2 separate regions of the Homo sapiens genome follow, and region 1 is linked to region 2. Evidence: chromatin loops called from intact Hi-C (ENCODE). Cell type or tissue: ovary. All regions are shown on one strand. Links, peaks and the distances in the headings refer to the core of each region. The heading gives the core; the rest is flanking DNA.

Region 1 (9,657 bases), core at 1,215-9,214, 80 kb before region 2:
TGGGCAGATCACTAAGGCCCAGAAGTTCAAGATCAGCCTGGGCAACATGGTGAGACCCCGTCTCTATACAGGGAAAAAAAAAGTATATATAGAGCCCTTCATATTTAAGCAATAACCCTTTTCTTTTACTGTATTAGTTCTTTTCATTCTACTGAAGTTTCCAGAAGCATTGGAAAGTGTCTTCTTACACCAATATTTTCATAACTAGGCAATGTATGGGACTCTTCCCTAAGGCTCTGCCTATAGTTAGTCGAGTTTTATAAAGAAAGTCACAAAAACATGGAACCAGTTATTTAGATTTAAGATAGCTAAAATATGTATTTCAAATATTATTTGAAACTTTCTTCAACAACACTGCCATTTTCTGTCACCATTTCTCAATACCCAAAGCATTAATTTTTATCCTTCAATCTAGGCTCAGAAGTAAGCTTCTAGGCAGGTAAACACAACACTTTGTATAAGTGAATTTTAAAATCTTGTAGATATTGACTGATGAAATTCATCCCAGCTCCCCCATTCACTCAGTGTCAAAGGAGATATAAAAAAGAGCTTTCTTCTTCCCATCACTCTTTGTCCTTCTTTCCTTTCCTTCCTTGAAAAATAAGTCTCAGTCACCTACTATCAAGTAGGCAGTCAATTACTGTCTGTGGAACCAAAATAATTCATGGTTTCTGTCCTCAAGAGGGGGAAAACATGTTAATAGATAAACTCTTTTTTTTTTAAGTATTCTTTTAACATTTTTGTTGCTGCGGTGAGGAGGGGAACAAATCACATACCAAAAAAGACATTTGAGTCAAAGGATCCCCATGGAAATACCCTAAGATCCTTAAGTGTTGATATTTTAATCTACAATTTTCCAAATGTAGGAATTTTCTTAAGCCATGTGATCAATTTCTTTTTTTCCTGGAGTTTGAGTATCAGTCCCCATGCATTCTGGAGTCAGGCCATGAATACTGATAGACAAGAATTTCAGGAAACCTAACCAGTGAATGGGTTTTTGTAACAATCCAAGAAGCTGATAATACCAAAGGCTCCATCCTGGATTTAATTAAACTCCAAGTGTAGAGACTCTAAAGCCACAAATTAAGCAGAAAAAATTTAAGAAAAATTACCTAAGAAATCCTCTGAAAGAAGCCATTGCTTAGCTGTGAACTAACTACCTGTCACTCTGCCAAAGCATTGTACTAATTAAATACCCCGCATGAGAAATATCCTAGGGAAAACTAAGCCTAATTCAATTGATCATCTTACTCAATGTATTAGTTTCCTAATGCTGCTGTAACAAATTACCACAAACTTAGCAGCTTAAAACAACACAGAGGTATTCCCTCTCAGTTCAGAAGGTCAGAAGCCTAAAATCAGATTCACTGGGCTGAAGTCAAGTTGTTCTCAGAGCTGGTTCCTTCTGGAGGATCTAGGAGAGAGTCTATTCCTTTACCTTTTCTAGCTTCTGGAGGCAGTGTACTTTCCCTGGTCCCTGATCTGTTCCCCAGATCACTCTAAGTTCTGTGATTGCCACATCTCCTACTTCCTCCTTTGACCTTCTTGCCCCACTCTTACAAGGACCACTGTGATTACACTGGGCCCCCTGAACCTTTCCATCTCAAAAGCCTTAACTTAATTACATCTGCAAAGTCTCTTTTGCCTTATAGGATCGTATGCACAGGTTTTGAGGCCTACAATGTAGATATTTTTGTGGGGCCATTATTCAACCTAACACAGTCAGCCGGAAGTCAACTGGACTGAGGGAAAACCTCTAATTCACTCACCAATGTGGGTTAGAAACAAGGCTGAAATGTGGATGTTTAGATGACCTATTGCTCATCCTTCTGCACTATTTCTTTTCACGTTCAGTGTGGGAGGTTTTGTTACTGGCTAGACAGAGACACAGATTCTGGTTATTTTTTTTACCATTGCTTGCTAAGTCATGTTCCCATCTCTAACGTAATTTGCTTTACACTCTAACCCCAACATTGCTTTTGGCACTTGGTCCTGACCAATTCCCTCCCACTCATGGTGTTTGTAATTGACTCCCAGTGATACTGACGTTCAACTTGAGAGATTCCCCCTATTTCCTCCCCTCTCCCGTTTTTAAACTTTCTAGGGTTTTCACAAAATGTTGTGTTTTTGAGCCAAATGCAAATTTAATGGTTGTACATTACTTCTTTGAAAATTTAATGAATCTGTTTAAGAAGGTGACATCTAATTTTGATCTCCATCCAATGATTTCTATAAAATAGAGGACCCTTGGTTTATAATCTATACAAATTTCAGTCAATACAATAATTTTTCAACATTTCAAAATATGTTTAGGGGAAGAGAGAATCAAAATCATACTCTAAGACACCATAAGGTCATACTATTTCACTCCTACTGTCACTTATATAGACATAAAATTGAACAACGTAGTTTCGTGTGCTATTTATATTTGTTAGTCTTCCCTTCTCAGTTAGATTAGTTGTTCTTAATAGAAAAAAAAACCCTTTGCTTCTTTTATATGCTCAATGATAAATAGTATTGAATTGGCCACACAATTAGCAATCAAATTATTTTTGGCTGATTGAATAGTCTTTTCTTATAAGTCACATATGGCTATATTATTTTATTCCTTTCTACATATTTGGAAACATTTCAATTTAAACAAATTATATCTTTGAAAACTTGGGTTGTAAAAAAGAAAAATTATAATATGATGATTTACTTTCAATTAGGATATAAATTCCTATCCATGAGAAATATCCACTGGAAAAATATATATATATAATTTGTACAAGAATATATTAATTGACAAGGTAGGATATGGTTGTACCCTGATTTATTGCTTTGTTTTTGATCTTCAGCTTTCTAGCAATTTTTTTTAATCTAGCAATTTTTAAAATATCTTTGTGCTGCTTTATAATTCCATTATTCTATTCTTTTTAGAGAGAGAAAAACAGAGTGTTGCTCTGTCACCCAGGCTGGAGTGCAGTGGCACAATCATAGCTCACTGCAGCCTCAAACTTCTGGGCTCAAGTGATCCTCCCACCTCAGCCCCCCAGAGCACTGGGATTACATATGTGAGCCACTCACCATATTATTACTTATTCTTAATACCCCACGTTTGATTCTGGTTTATATATCATGATAGTTTCCATATTTACCATTTTTTAAACTTTCATTGTATTTTGTTTTGATTTTTACTTTTTACTAATGTGTAGCACATCTAAGAAAGCATATGGGTCACAGTATCCAGCCCAACGTATCTTCATCAAGTACCACCCCTCTCATAACCCCACAAGGGTGTGGAAACAACATTGCCAGTGTCCCAGAAGTCCCGGTCCTTCCTCCCCAAGCTAACCTTCCCTCAACTTCTAATACCATAGATAAATTTTGCTTGCTTTGGAACTCATTTTATTGTAAAATTTGCTTGTTTACTTGTGTCCAATTGTAAAAAGGTTCAGATTCTGCTCCCTCCAACCCCCCCAAAAAGAAAAGATTCCAGGGGATTCTGGGGATATATTTTCTTTCTTCTTTTTAATAGAGAAATTTATTGATGCGGTTAATTATCTCAATAATGTTATTTTCATCATTAAATCCATCTTTCTTCTTACTAATGGACCTCCTGTTTCTTTTCTCTCTATTCCTTTTACAAAAGCCTTGGAAGTCCCTCTAATCCTTACACCTTCACATTCCTTCCAGGGACTGCTGTCCTTTCTTGTCACTTGTAGTTCTCAGGATTCCTCTGGTCAGAGCCCACCTTCTTTCTCACTCTCAGAGGGACATGCATTTTATATCTTTCAAGGTGAACTCTCCTATTTTCCTTTGTGTGTTCTCAGTACAATTGTACTTTTCTTGTCTTAAAAGAAAAAAAATCCCATATGTATTAATTATAGAGTGTGGTTTAAATTTCTGAAGATTCCTGGGGGTACTTATAAGCATTTAATAATTATCATTTCACTTGTCTGGGTTATTTTATTCTTAAAATTTTAAACCTAGGAATCGTGCCTTATACTGCTTTGGGCTATATGTTCATCAGTTTTTATCATGCCAAATTCAAATGGCCACTGTGTCTTCTTTTCTGTGACTCTCATCCTCATTGACTTCCCTCTCCTGTGTTCAGAGGCAGATTGAAGTTTTGGCTGAGGCTCTATCCTCTGCTTCTAATATCAATGCTTCTCTCTCTGACTAATGAACCATTTGGATGATGGATATACTATGTGCTTGTTTTCCAGAAGATGCTTCGAATAATTCTTTCCAAGGAAATATTTTGAGCACTCTAAAGAATTTGAAGAATTGAAAACTCTTAAGTACATCTCACATTCTTGATACACTTGAACTGTAGGGACACAGAATATTATAGACGATAAAGCTCTTGACTGGAAGACAGGAAACATGTGTTCTTATCTTGGGCAGCCAGCTAACCAGCTATAGGATTTGAGGCAGGCCATCTGTAGGCATTTTTCTTCATCTGCTACAGGGATTGTGCTACAGAGATTTCCACGGATGTGGAGAAGAAAAGTACCTTGTACCTCTAGGGACACAGAAGAATCTATAAGGGTGCATATTTTTATGTCCCAAACTATAAGAAGTGAAATTACTGAAAATTATCTCGGGTTGTAGAGATGCATAGAAGCTTCATTGAAAAAGTGTTGTGTGAGAAAATCAGTTTTAAAATGTTGAAAATACTGGGCAAGAATATCTTTAGGATCTTTGATTTCTGATATTTATGAAGATCTTTAGGTTGCTTTCATTTCTGGAATTTTTGATCGCATCAGTCATTCTCTTTTCCTGTGCCCTGCCCCCCATGGAGTTTGTTATAAATTATACAATCCCCACCGATGCTTTCTAGGCCTTTTACTCCTCCAGATTTCCTAATGAAAATAAATAATTCTTTCTACTCAGTAAGAAATATAATCAAAAACCAAAGGACCAAGTCCTCCGAACAGGAAGCTCGCCCAGCCCAGCTCTCCCATTTGTGTTCCCTGCCGCTCGGTGCTGCCAGAACTGGGATGCTGGAAAGAACAGTGGGTTGAATTTCAGATCTGAGTCTTTTTGGTCCTGTGTTTCCCACTGTTGATGGGGTTCAGGACACACTACCCCAGAATATTTTAAGCTGAAAGAATTTTAGAAAACTGCAGAAGCAGGAAGGTCACTCTGATCTTCCCCCCACCTTTCTCACCTGCAGCAGGTCATAAAACCTAAAAAGCATTTTCTGACCTTCCCCGGATGCAGGGCATGAGACCCTCATTCATGAGGTGCCCTCCCTATACCCAGAGAAAAGGCATAGCCTTATCTCTGAAGATACAGGGTCACAGAGAAGAATCTAAACAAACGAGTCTTGCTAAGTTCCCCCCAGTTATTAGATCCAAGCATATTCTTCCACAACTGTCTACTCTTCATCAAACTTAGCATAAAAATACACAAGTTTACTATTTCTTTGTGTCTCTATTTCCTTATGAAGGCTTTCGTGCCACATAAAACTTATACTAAATACATTTGTATGCTTTTCTCTCGTTATCAGCCTTTTGTTATAGAGGCCTCAGCCACAAACCTAGCTTTGGTGAGAAAATGGTGCTTTTCTTCTCCTATACTAACTATGCAGATGACAGGAGCACTCTTTCACCTCCTGGGGCTCAATCCCTGAATGAAAAATTTCCATTTTTCTTCCTGTACTCTTAGAATTGGCCTAGAATCAGCTCTGGGGAGAGCTCCCTTATTGCAAGGAGACCAAAAGACTCTGAGGGCACTCAGTCTGCCAAAAGAGCCTTCCAACTAGAGCTCTGTTTTTCACAAGAGTCTATTTGGGTTGGGGTGAGGGACAAGAGCCCTCAGAGAAAATCCTTCAAGAAAAGCCCCAGCAGAATGGCAGCTCCAGGGACAGGGATTTTAAATCAGGGGAGCCAGCTGCTCCTTCTCCCCATTCCCATCTCAGACCCGCAGAGACACCAAGAGGAAGACGGGTGACAGAAATCCTTAGCAGTTGTTTGGTGACGGTGGCACCTAGGAAACAAACTATGAGATATAGAACCAGTAGAATAGGGATGACCAGTGTGAGAGGGATGCAGGAGAAGTAAGGACTCCTGCGAAAACATCTGGAGATGATCATAAACTAAACCTTTTTAAATACTATTTTAGAGTAAATTAAATGACACCATATTATTTATCTGTCTTTGCCACTTGGCCTCAGGAGAAGCTGGTTTCGGAATGAGACTCCAAAGAGTGGATCTCAATGGGCAGCCTCCCAATGATTTTTTCCTCTCCTAGGATGATGTATTGGAAAGAAACACTGTGAGTCTCTGCATCCCAGAATGCGAAGTAGAGCCCCTCTGAAGAGGGACTCTGGTAGCAGTGAAGAGGTGGGGTGAAAGTTGGTTCCGGTGGGTAGAAGACCTTTCCCTGCACCTGAAGACCTACATTGTCGTGGGACAAGGGAAGAGATCATTACAACTGTAAAGAATTAACTTGCATGAATAGTGAGGCACTGGAGTGCAGTGAGCCCAAAAAAGGTTAAGCTTTCTTATTCACACACACACACACACGCACACACACACAGAGTGGGAAAAGATACCTGAGAAATGGACACTATTTTCCTAATGACTGCCAAGAGTTGACTGTGGACTCCTTCCATCAAATGGCCAGATAAGCAATGGGGCCCTTCCTAGCTAGGACTTGGAAGCATTTTGGTCAAAGGAATGGAAGGGCTGAGCCTGTTTTGCTGACTCCCACAGGAAGTGGTGGGCCGAGAGCACAGCTACAGGCTTTCCTGTGCAGCGTAAATTGGCCCAATGTGTGCAAAACATTCTTATCTGATAAAGAATGGAAGTGCGAGCGTGTGCTAAAATGTTGGAAATAATATGGGGTCTCTGCTTCACTCTTCCCTCATTTTTCTTTCTCTGTTGTCTCTTCTTCATCTTTGGCAGTCATACTGGGCTCTGGGTTCTTTTCTAGCTTCTCATATGGTTTTGATTAGGAGAGACAAATATAACACAGAACAGAGCTGATCTGAGTTCTTCCCTCTTCTTCTGGATGAATATGCTTAATTGTTAATCTTCTTGTATGTTTACATCAGGAATACACACACATACGCACAGACACACAGACAAACACACACACACACGTATATTCAACATAAAAGCATCCCTTTTTAGCCTATCCCTTTTTAAAAGATGTCAAGGAAAAAAAAGTATTAATATAAAACCAACTACACTTTGCTAAAAACTATTTCTTTTCCAGGAGGAATAAACTAAACCTGTAATCAGACATTTGATTTCCAGTCCTGGCTCAGCGTCTAACTAGCTGTGTGCCTTTAGACAATTTTCTTGAAGCTTTTGGTGTTAATTTTCTTATCTCTAAAGATGAAAAATTTGGATTAGGTAAACTCCCAAGTACCTCCCAGGAGGTGTTATGATTATCTTTGTGAGGTATATTGGTACCACATTTATGATAAAAGCTAAAATGGGTCTCTACATGCACACGAAAATGAAGGCAAAAATAGCAAAACAAAACAGGCATTTGTATGTATTTCTCTAATGAAATTTTTTAAATGGCCAAAAAGTAAAGTGTTTTGCAGTTTATTAGCACCATTTTACTAAGCACATAGGAGCAGCAGGAACACAGATTTCAGAGCCATGTACAATATCTGACACTTAGAATGCACATAGTAAATGTCTGCTGGAGGGTGTACTGCTCTAGCTGCAGACAGGGTAGCATAGCCTAGTGACAAGAGCACAGAATTTCTAATAGTAAGACTCAAGTCTCAGCCCCACTACTTACAGCTCTGTAATTAAGAACTAGCCTTTCTGAGCCTCAGTTTCCTCAACTGCACAATGGGATGAATTCCTGCACTTCAAATCTTGGGGTAAAATCAAATGACAAAATACGTATGAAAATGTTTCACAAAATGTTGAGTACTTGCAAATGTTCAATTTGTTCTGTCACTGTCCTAAAGATACATGTCTGTTTCCTTAAACTCAGTATTCATTGGGCACCTTTGCACACTGTGATAAACCGATAATTTTACCCCAAATTATAGCTGACTCATTCAACTTTAAACTGCAGGAAGTATACCTGGCCACTAAGATGAATGAACAAGAGAAATGAACACACCCATATAATTTTTTTAAATTACCCAGTAAATCCATCTCACCAGATGAGCTGAGAAGTCTTTGCTTTCCAAATTCTACAGCCTCTAGTAGGGTGCTAGAAGTCTTTCCATCCTAAACACGGCCAACTCAAGGCAGAGGCCTGAGGAGTTTGCCTCTTTTATCATCCTAAAATAGCTTTTGTCTGTGTGGCAAATTTTAAAAACTGTTTATTTGGAAATAATTTGAAACTTACAGACAGCTTGCTTAAAAATAAAATGTATAAACACAATTGAAATCCTCTACCCAGATTTACCTGACATTTTACCCATCTGCTTTATCATTTGCTATTCCATCTATCTATCTATCTATCTATCTATCTATCTATCTATCTATCTATGATTTATCATCAAATTTCTTTTCTGAGCCATTTGAAGTAAGTTACATATGTCATGGTCTTTTACCCTTAAATATTTCAGGGTTTATTTCCTAAGAATAGGGGCATTTTTATACATTACCAGAATACAGTTATCAACTTCTATAAATTTAATATTGATACATCTTAAGATATCTTTTGCAGGAACTACGGCTTCCATGAAAGACAGTGGGATAGCTGGGTGTCAGAATTCTGTTTCCGTTCTTGTCCTTGCTCTCCCACTCCAGAGTACTAAACATTGAACATTCGAGCCTTAGAATGTACATCAAGGAAGTTGGCCTCTGCGACCTGTAAAGTGACTTCTGGCTTTGAGCATTATTTGCTCTAAGACCAGGCTGCAGTTCTGTCCCTAGGCAAGTTCCCAGTTCCAGGCAACTTGGAGCAATATTTATTCGGTCTGCAGGTTTGGAGAGAGTGGCTAGGAGATTCATATAACCTCACTGTTGGCCCTACATTGCATCATGTGGGCCCTTCTGCAAAGACATTTATGGGCATAGTGAACTCATCTTGTTCACCGTTATCTGCTAAGACATTCCACCCCAGGGCTCAGTGTGCTGTTATCATCAAAAACACTGTAGTCCTGGCCAGGCAAGGTGGCTCCCACCTGTAATCCCAGCACTTTGGGAGGCTGAGGCTGGTGGATCACCTGAGGTCGGGAGTTTGAGACCAGCCTGACCAACATGGAGAAACCCCGTCTCTACTAAATATACAAAAAATTAGCCGGGTGTGGTGGCGCATGCCTGTAATCCCAGCTACTCGGGAGGATGAGGCAGGAGAATCGCTTGAACCTGGGAGGCAGAGGTTGCAGTGAGCCAAGATCGTGCCATTGCACTCCAGCCTGGGCAACAAGAGTGAAACTCCATCTCAAACAAAACAAAACAGAGCAACAACAACAAAAAAACACTGTGGTCCCAAAATATAAGACTTTTTTTTTCTAATATCAGTGTGTATGCATGCAATCTAGTGGAGAAGGGGGACAAACATTTGGTAGTAAGTAGCAAAAGATTTCAAGTTATGCATCTCATGTTTCACTCCAGTTGAGTGTCCCTTACTTTTATTTTACCATTTATTGAAAATAAGCAAATTGCTGGTAAAGTATCCTAAATTTGCAATGGAAAAATGACTGTTTACAGAGTCACCTGCAAATCTACATTACACAAC
Region 2 (9,657 bases), core at 657-8,656:
ATTTTTCACATTTTAACGTCTCTGAATTTGCATTTCACCTTACGATGGATGATGCATTATATTTAATTGGCATATTTTCTTTCCTAATGGCACATGAAGCAATGATATTTCTTACAATTGATGATATGTACATTTAATAAAACACTATTTGAGTTAAAAATTGTCTTGCCAGTTTATGGTATTATTCAAAAGTCATGTTGTCTTGTTGCTAAATAATGAACCACGAAATCGATCTCCCTGGCCTGTTCTGAACAACCAAAGACATTCACTGAGTTACAAAGTACCCGGCTGAAGCAAAAGATGAATTAGGTAAGAAGGAAAAAATGTCTGTCTTGAAAAACATTACACATAAGAGCCGCTCACTTGGTTTAATGATCTGGTGTTATTGTCCTGAAATTCTTTATAATTTTTGCACAAGAGGCCTTGAATGTTTACTTTACACTGTTCTAGAAAAATGACGTAGCACATCCTGATGAGAAACTTACTTGGTTAAAAAATTAAAGTCTGTTGACTTTTCTTGCGTTCACCTTCTGGCCCCTGGCATGCAAGACTGTGAGTGTCTCAAAAAGAGTCATGAACTTTGTAGTACTCAAATCAGCCTTTTCAAGCACGCTTTGTTCTGTTTTCAGCCTTCGTATCCTCAGCCCACATAGGACAGCAGTTACAAACAGACCTTGGAATTCTGAAGGTTAGAAATAGATAACATATTTCAAAACCTTTAGCTTTTAAAATAAAGACCCTTAAGGAAAGCACATGTACTTTTTTTTTTTTTTTTTTTATAATTTGAGGGAGAAACCCCTGAAACTTCAAAGCATCGTTTCATACTTTTATACAACTCGCATTTTACATAACTCATGTTCTGTAAAGCAGATCATAAAGTTACTTTTTAAAAGAACGTTACTAAAATAAAGTTACAATAAGCATCTTTTCTGGTTATATTTTCTATCACCACCTTATATCTCCACTTTCTGTTTTGTTGGGGATGAATATGGTGCAAGCAATTTTCTCTGCTAAAACCAAAGTATGCAAGGAAATTAAAACCTCTCCTTTGAAATGTATCACCGAGAGTCAGATTCTATCCAGAAATAAATTGTGAACATGATTCTATAAAACACGTACTCTAGACTTAGAATTTCTGAGAGACTTAAGTGAAGAAAGTGAGGATGTTGATGGGATGAAATGAATAGGCTCACTTAAAATGACACATTGAGCTCGTGAAATTTTCTTAAGCAGATTTTGCCCAAGTAGAAGACTAAAAGTTGTCTCTTTTCAAACATGCTTCAAAATCTAACATTTCTAAAGGCTTCGCAGTTGTGATTGGCCTGTCTACAAGCTTTAGGAAGTCTTTGCTGCTACCTAAGCAACAAAGATTCAACAAGACAAAGGCAACAGTGTTGAAAGGAAAAATAATAGGTGAAATTTAAAAGGGATCACTGCAGAGGACCAAGAACACCCAAACCTAGACACTCGTTTTTCTCCTGGCCCTAGGGAAATATATGCATGGAGGATAACAGCCAAAGGACATTCACTGTTACTATTAACTTTGGGGCCCAAACCGCAATGTAAAACTGGAATGACCTGTCCTTGAAGGCGGCGAGCGCAGGCACCATGGTGGATGGCAAGGAGGCTGCTCCCGGGGAGGTGCTTGTTTCAGGAATACACAGGCAGCTGACTTCGCAGAGCAGCCTAGCCCCTGAGGTCTTCTTGGAGTTCATCCTTCACCATCTACCCATTGACCACAACCGGCTGCCTGAATGAGCTGCTGTCCCTCTCTGTGGTCTGTGCCCACCATCTCCTCCTGGGCTTCAGTTACAATAAAGGCCTTTCAGACAAAGTGATGGAACTGGCTGGTGGGGTTGAAGTGGAAGGCCTGCCACAGTTTACTACCAGAAGTGATTCAATGAATGAGTAGAGCTAAGGCAGAAGACCAATCACACTGTCTTCATCAGCTACAGGGGCTTAGAAAGGAGGCTGGGATGAATGGGATGCCAACCCCAGCAGCTCTCTTAAAAACTCCTGCTACCACCAACAAAGAAAGAGGCAGGTGGAATGAAAAGGAATCTGTCTAGATTGGCTTTTTTTTTTTTTAAGTTCTCATTCTTCCAGTAGCTATCACTGTAAAAGTCTGCATGAATATTTATGTATTCATAAATCATGCACTCTAAGATGAGTTCATCAACATTGTAAAAGCTCTTCTTTTTTTATTTTAGTTTTTAAATGTCAAACTTTGTGTTTAAAATGCGCTTTTTTGTTGATGTAATAATAGCAAGTAATGAAATTTGTTGTTTGGATTTTTTAGCAGTGGAGGGAAAAAAAGTGTGGGGGCAAAAACTGAAATGACTTAGGCTGGAGTACTCCTTTTGAAGATTTCTGAAAACAGATTCAATAACATCTATCTAATCCCCCAAAACCTGGGCACAATCTGTATTATATCAAGAGCTTAAATACAGTGTTTTCGATGAATCATATAAACAGCACAAAAGGTTAAGGATTATGTTGTCTGTTAAAGAGGAATTTAAAATCAGAGCTCTTGGGTTCCCATTCTTCGCAATTTCACGCTCATTCTTTGGATGCCTCCTCTCTTATTCCTCACTGGGAGTCATCTCACGATGATGTAGATGTACTTGAATACCTGGAGAGAGGGAACTCTCTCCAAACCCGCATTTCTTATGGGGGCCACGCTGTATAACTACATCTATCTCTAAAATTGTAGATGACTGCTTAAGTAGTCCAAAGTCCAGGGTATATATCTAAGTTATTGATATGGTTTGGCTGTGTCCCCACCCAAATCTTACCTTGAATTGTAATAATCCCCACATGTCAAAGGTGAGGCCAGGTGAAGATAATTGAATCATGGGGACAGTTTCCCCCACACTGTTCTCATGGTTGTGAATATGTCTCATGAGATCTGATGGTTTTATAAATGGGAGTTCCCCTGCACAAGCTCTCTTGCCTGCTACCATGTCAGACATGCCTTTGTTCCTCATCTGCCTTCCATCATGATTGCAAGGCCTCCCCAGCCATGTGGAACTGTTGAGTCAATTAAACCTCTTTCCTTTATAAATTACCTAATCTCAGGTATGTCTTTATTAGCAGCATGAGAACAGACTGTTCTATAATGCCTTCTTCTCCAAAACAAATATAAAGAGGACTTGGCCACCTTCTTCTAAAATGTCTAATATTACTATATCACCAGCCTCCTTTTTCTGAGTTAGAATTTAGTCTAGCATCATAAATTCTCATATTGCTTTCTCTACTTTCTTTTATATCTAGCAAACTCACCAAAATGCAGTATCACATTTTTGACCCTATAGAGGCAATAGGCACTTCCATTCTTTTTACTTTTTATGTAGGTTCTAGATAATTTGGGGGTCAAAGAGGAAGGAAGGTCAAGAGAAAAATAATGGCACAAGAATACTGCAATAATTTGCAAACAGTTCTTTTAAATGAATTATCTTTATAATGTGGGCACTATTGTTATATAAAAACAATTCAACAGTTTTAAAATGTGTGATAAATATTAGGGAACATATAATTGTAAAACTTTATCACTTCCCTTTTAAAGATAAGAGGAAAAACAGTGGTTGGAAGAAGTAATTTAGAAAAATTTGTCTTAGTGAATAAGCGTATCTAACATTTTCTTTCAGTGGTTCTCTGCCAAGAGTGATCTTGCCCTCCACCCCTACACCAGTGGATATTTGGCCATGTCTGGAGATATTTTTGATTTTCACAACTCCGGGGGGTGGGAGGGCATTTCTACTGACGTCAAGTGGGTAGAGGCCAGGGATGTGAAACACCCTCCAATGCACAGGGCAGGCCCTGCTGCAGAGAATGTTTTGGCCCCAAATATCTATAGTATCATAGCTGAGAAACCCTGCTCTATTTTATTAATGGAAGAACAACAAAAAGAGGGTAGACTGAGTTCTTTAGGAAATACTTTCACAATCCCTAAATGGGTCACCTCAACTCCAGGGCACTCATCTGCTCAGGTGTTAGTATTATGGAGACAGATACCAAGAGTCCAGTGTTCCCAATCAATCCTGTCTTCATCCATTCTTTATATTTTTAACTCCACCAGCTCCAAATCGTTCAGTCTCCTCTAGTAATTGGACCAACTCTGCCCCCTGCCTATGATTTAAACAGCTGGAAGCTTGACTTTCACATGCAGAAATCAGAAGTCTTGAAGCTCAAGGAAGCAAAAAATCTGTGCAGATGCTTAAAAATAGCCTGGCTCAAAGAGCGTCAAGAGGTAGACACTCTAATCATAAACATTAGGGTGCATGTTCTAAAAATGTTCTGAGTAGAATCTGAAAATCTAGCAGAAAGTCCTTTGTCAGTTTGATTTTACATGAAAATCAGGCTCTGAAGCATTCAAGGTTATACTCCTAATTTGTAGGAACTCTCAGAGAACACTATCTTACGCAGCTTAACTTTCAGCTGCCACCCTCATGGTGTTTTGCTTCTTATACCGATTTACTATTATCATACTTCTGTTTCTTTTTTTTTCTTCAGTATAATGTGGGAAAATGACTTTTGTGGACATTCCTACTGTGAATATTTGCATTTTTGAACATTATCTGAATGGCATCACGAATTCACACCATCTGAAATCACAGAGCCTTGCAGGTAGCAATCAGAATAATTTTACACAGATAGAAATTTTATGCTGAGCAGAAAACCATGGCAGTCACAGTCTGAAACACAAAAGAAAGCAGCCATAGAAGTGCAGTAAAAAGTAAACATTTGCCTAAAACAGTAAAAATAAAAAAGCTTCGGTTTAGAATCATATCATTCTATTGGAGTCATTTGTATTTTTTGCATGCAAATGTATGTTTTAAAATAAATGCATGAATATATGTATACACAGGTATAAATATACATCTACACACATGCATATGTATTTCTCCAGAAAATTTTTATTAGTCGATATTTATATTCTTATCATCAACAATAACTTTAAAATATATGTGTAATAGTGGGCATTATAGAAATGAGTGCCAAATGCCTAGTCTGAGGGGGTGTCAGAACGGAACAATCAACTCCAGATATGTGCTCACGTCAATCTGAAAAGGAACAAGCCCCTTTTCAGTGTATATTATATTTTCACACTAAAGCCTTGTTCTTTAAGGAATACATTTTTTTCTGTCATCCCAAAACCAAAAAAAGATAATATAAGTAATTGATTCTTAAATTACTGCTAAGTCTTCCATAATCAACATCAATACAAAATGAGGGAACTCTGCCCAAAAGAAAGAGAAAATATGTAAGGTGAAAAGAAAAGAAATAGCTGTTAAGGGAGTAATGTCCAATGGGACCTGATATTAAAGAGAAGGCCACAATGTCATAGAGGATAGTTTTTAATATAGAGTTTAAAATATCTGCATTCTACTTCAGCCCCATTTTTTTGAAGGGGGAAGAGTGCAGTTACTTCTTTAAGCCACAATTTCATCACCTGTAAAACAGGATAAGCAAATATATGCAAAAGTACAATGAAAACGTCAAAGAGCCGCACACATATAATTTAAGATTTAATAGTACAGTTGCTAAAAGGAAATTCTTCCAGCAGTGACAACCTCATGTTTAAAGGACGACAGAACATACCTGTGATGAAGAGTGGCCACTTGACTCCATTACTAAAACTATGGTCAGGTCCCCAAGACTTTGTGGCATGGAATCGTTTACCCTCCTCTTCCCTCATGATTCCGAATCAATCAATCATCAGCTAAGAAAAAAGAAAGCCACCCAAGCCAATGAGTTCTACCATCTGAGCAGCTGCTCCAGCTTGTATAAAGTACCATGCACACTGCCATGAACTGTGGAATGGGAACTATTGACATTATCTCATCTATGGACAAATAAAATGATGAGGATGGCAATTCACAATATTTCTAATACACTAACAATAGCTAATACTTATTGGCTGTTTGCCAAGTCAATAAATGTTATTTATCAAGAATGAGGCACTGGGTACGGTGGCTCACGCCTATAATCCAGCATTTTGGGAGGCCGAGGAGGGTGGATCACTTGAGGTCAGGAGTTTGAGACCAGCCTGACCAACATGGTGAAACCCCATCTCTACTAAAAACATGAAAATTAGCTGGGCATGGTGGCGGGCACCTGTAATCCCAGCTACTTGGAATGCTGAGGTGGGAGAATCACTTGAACCTGGGAGGCAGAGGTTGCAGTGAGCTGAGATCACTCCATTGCACTCCAGCCTGGGCAACAAGAGCAAAACTCCATCTCAAAAAAAAAAAAAAATTAAAAGAGGCTAAGTTCCTCACATTGATTTTCGAATTTATAAGAAAACATCCATTCCTTCCATCTTACATATGAAAAACTGACATGACAAAATTAAGTAACTTGCTAAAGGTCATACAGTGCATAAGCTCTAGATTATGCAGTGGCATGTTAATGTTAGATCTAGATTCAGGGTAAGAAAGCCAAGAGACAGAAGAACAAAAAAGGAGAGACTTTTGCAGTGACTACTACATTTAAGGTGTTAAAGACTTGTCAGTAAGAGATAGAAAGTATTGAGCATCGGTTTTTCTAACACTGTTGTTAGTTCTTTTTAACCCCCATGTTTTCTTAGATGAGCCAGATTGCAAAGTCTCTGACATTGGGGAACATGTCTGATACTTTGAATCTACTATGGGACCGGGCACACAAATAAATGTACCTGTCTGAATTAAGCAAGCTTTTTGCAAAGTTAAAATGGGATCTGGTGGTGAATGGGGTGTATTTACAGCTTGAGTCCCACTTACTTTGTGCAGTGGAGGAGTTTTACCCAAGAACAATCAGCGTGTTTTGGCAGCCCCAGGAGAGGCAGGCATGTCTCTTGAGAAAACAAAATTTAATTTTCTTTTTTTCAAGTGGTTCTACACAGATATTAGAGCCTGGGTGAAAAGTTAGCACAAACAACAACAACAAAGAAACCCTAAGAAAGGAGATGCATCACCCAGGATGCTGCAGGCCTTGATGAGCAGGTTTAAAGCAATGGTGACAATTGGAGCTAAAAATTGTCACAAGAATCTGTTGGAAAAGCCCAGGGTTCAAGAGTCACATGATATAAGCTGAGCCTCCCCACAAAGCAGCAGAGGAGAGACCCCTACGACAAACAGAGGTTCCACAAGATGCCCAGATGTGGGGCTGGAACAGGCAGTTGTGCAGCGTGGCTGCTCAGCAAAGTCCTAGGAGGCACAGAAAGCAAACAGCAAGGGGATGGGAAATGTGCAATTGTTGTATGATATTTTTGGTGACTTGAGCTAGTGTTTGCCAATGGGAAAGCATCAGGAAATCCAAAAGGATAAGTTTCACACGTGTCTGAATGGCTCAAACTCAAATACTCACTCAGATTGGAATCAGATCCCCAGGAGGTCACCTGGACCCTTTCTGCCACAAACACAGACTCATACAAGTAACAGGAATAATTTCTTATTTCTCCCAGTTAAATGATGGTGGAGATAAATTAGGTCAACATTTCTTTCTTACAGCTATAAACCATGTTTTTCAGAGATTCACAGTGGTGTCATATTAATATTAATATCATCTTGATTTTGCTGCTTTATGTTAACCCCTGTGTGGTTGTAGGAACCTCCCCATCTCCTTTAATTATAAATGGGAATCCCTGGGGTTCTCTCATTCTCACTGACATTCCTTTTGGCTCCCCTGTGTGACTCCCCGCAGTTATATTTCCTCTCCCATCTGAGCCTCCATTAGGACCATCTATGTCCAGGCGTCAGTTCCCTAAAACCGCATGAAGCTCTCCACCTCCACCTCTGGTACCCACTGGTGTGCAGTTTCCCACTGTGCCTCTAGGGCCACTGCTGTCACCAGTACCACTCATCACTGCCTCGGCCAGGCCCTGCAGGAGCCCTCCAATGCCACTCCACCTGCTGCGTACTGAACCTTTGTGCCCCCCCAAATTCATATATTGAAACCTTAATTCCCAATGTGATATTTTTATATGCAAATGTATATATTTGGAGGTGGGACCTTTGGGAATACATTACATTATGGGAGTGGAGCCCTCATGATGGGATTAGTGCCCTTATAAGAGACATAAGAGAGCTTGCTAGTTTGCTTCCTCTCTCTCTCTCTCTCATTCTCTCTCTCTCTTTCTCACTGCCTTGTGAGGACATACCAAAGAAGAGAGCCCTCACCAGGAACCAAATTGGCTGGCACCTTGATCTTGGGCTTCCCAGAGTCCAGAACGGTGAGAAACAAAATCTGCCATTTAAGCTACCCAGTCTATGGTATTTCTGTTATAACAGCTGCAGCTGACTGACACATCATCTTTCCTGCCTCTGTCCTGATGAGTTCAGCTGGCACACTGGGGCCACGTTCTCTGCAGTACTCAAAGGCTGAGGCCACCACACAGCCTTGTGGTGTCATTGCTGAAATGGGGAACTGCCTCTCTCCCAAGTGTGAACACAGAAGTCAGGATACAGGCACTTCCCTCTACCCCTGAATTGTTGTGACATAATTCTTTCCACTTTCACTCACTGCACTCAAGCAAATTCACTGCAGGGTGGTGGGCAGGAGGCTTCTCTGGCAGTCCACCAGACTCATCGGACTCAGACTGGTTTAGAGCGGCGCCTCACGATGGCATAATGAGTTCTGCCCTACAAACATTACCAGGTTATGTCCAGCACTTGAAGATTATTGGAAGGATATGAATACATGCCTCCTGAGGCTTCATAGCTATTGTGAAAACGTTCTTTGCCAGTCAAGCTTCATTTCACAAAATCAGCATTTCCATTTCAACAAAAATGGCATGTCCAATCCAATTTTGAGTGCTCTTACTCAATGACTTGACAAGCCCCAAAGTCATCTGCTACTGGGGTTTGGTGTTGGGGGGGGAGGTGGGAGGTGGGAGTAGCACGGGAGACACACACCTAAGTGTGGTGGAAGGAAAATGCTGTCCACTCTTCTCCTGGCACCAGCCAGGACTGGAGAGGCCATGGGTGCTCCCTAGAGGATGTTGTCTGCAACTTCTCTGGGAACAAGAGACATACATTCCCTTCCTCAGTGGTAGCCTTGGGGCAGCAGAGGCGTGCTGTGTAAGACAGGAAATCAAAGTGCAGGTGATAGAGGACTCAGAGGGCTTCCAGTTGGGAGCCAGAAACTGCTAACCTTAGAACTTTGTTAGGCTCTGTAACTTGGGCCAGAGGGATATGGTGTGGTAAGAAGAATGTGGGCATTAAAGTGACAGGGGGAGAATTCCCTAACGTCATCGGGAGATAGTAATGCCTCAGATAGTAAATGGACAGTCATTCATAAGGGCCAGAGGCATATGGTGTGGTAAGAAGGACGTGGGCATCGGGGTGACATGGGGAGAATTCTCTAACGTCACTGAGAGATGGAATTGCCTCAGATCGTAATGGATAGTCATTCAGAAGGGCCAGAGGCATATGGTGTGGTAAGAAGGATGTGAGCATTGCCCCAGATAGTAATGGACAGTCATTCAGACTGTGTGTGACAGTGAACAGCCCTGGTGTTGTGCTTACTGCATGGAAGGCACCCCACCACATGCTGTGATTCTTCACGTGCCTCTGCCCTTTATGCGCTCAGCCCATTTTAACAGGACCCGTCTTCAAGAACAGCAAATAACAGGGCAGCTGACATATTGGGTCCACTCTCCTTCCACTAAGGCTCGAA

Evidence for each region. Hi-C counts contacts between places; a loop is a spot of excess contacts. Peaks named below come from ENCODE experiments on the same cell type or tissue, not always from the same donor. Only the 100,000 strongest peaks of a DNase experiment are listed, where the experiment ranks them.
Region 1: it touches region 2 in a loop (4-fold over the local background); 3 of 110 quality-filtered maps call a loop at or near these places.

Annotation. Positions count from the first base shown.
Region 1 is chr13:39,890,084-39,899,740 of GRCh38, reverse strand. No RefSeq gene overlaps it. Among named protein-coding and RNA genes, the nearest start is that of MIR4305, 230 kb to the right of the region's middle. RefSeq lists an enhancer at 6,575-6,869. In ovary, for the core only: no CTCF peak of the experiment used is centred there; a DNase peak (open chromatin) is centred at 4,936; H3K27ac peaks cover 2,867 bases.
Region 2 is chr13:39,810,002-39,819,658 of GRCh38, reverse strand. It overlaps the pseudogene CDKN2AIPNLP3. Among named protein-coding and RNA genes, the nearest start is that of MIR4305, 150 kb to the right of the region's middle. In ovary, for the core only: a CTCF peak has its summit at 4,144; a DNase peak (open chromatin) is centred at 1,707; H3K27ac peaks cover 3,999 bases.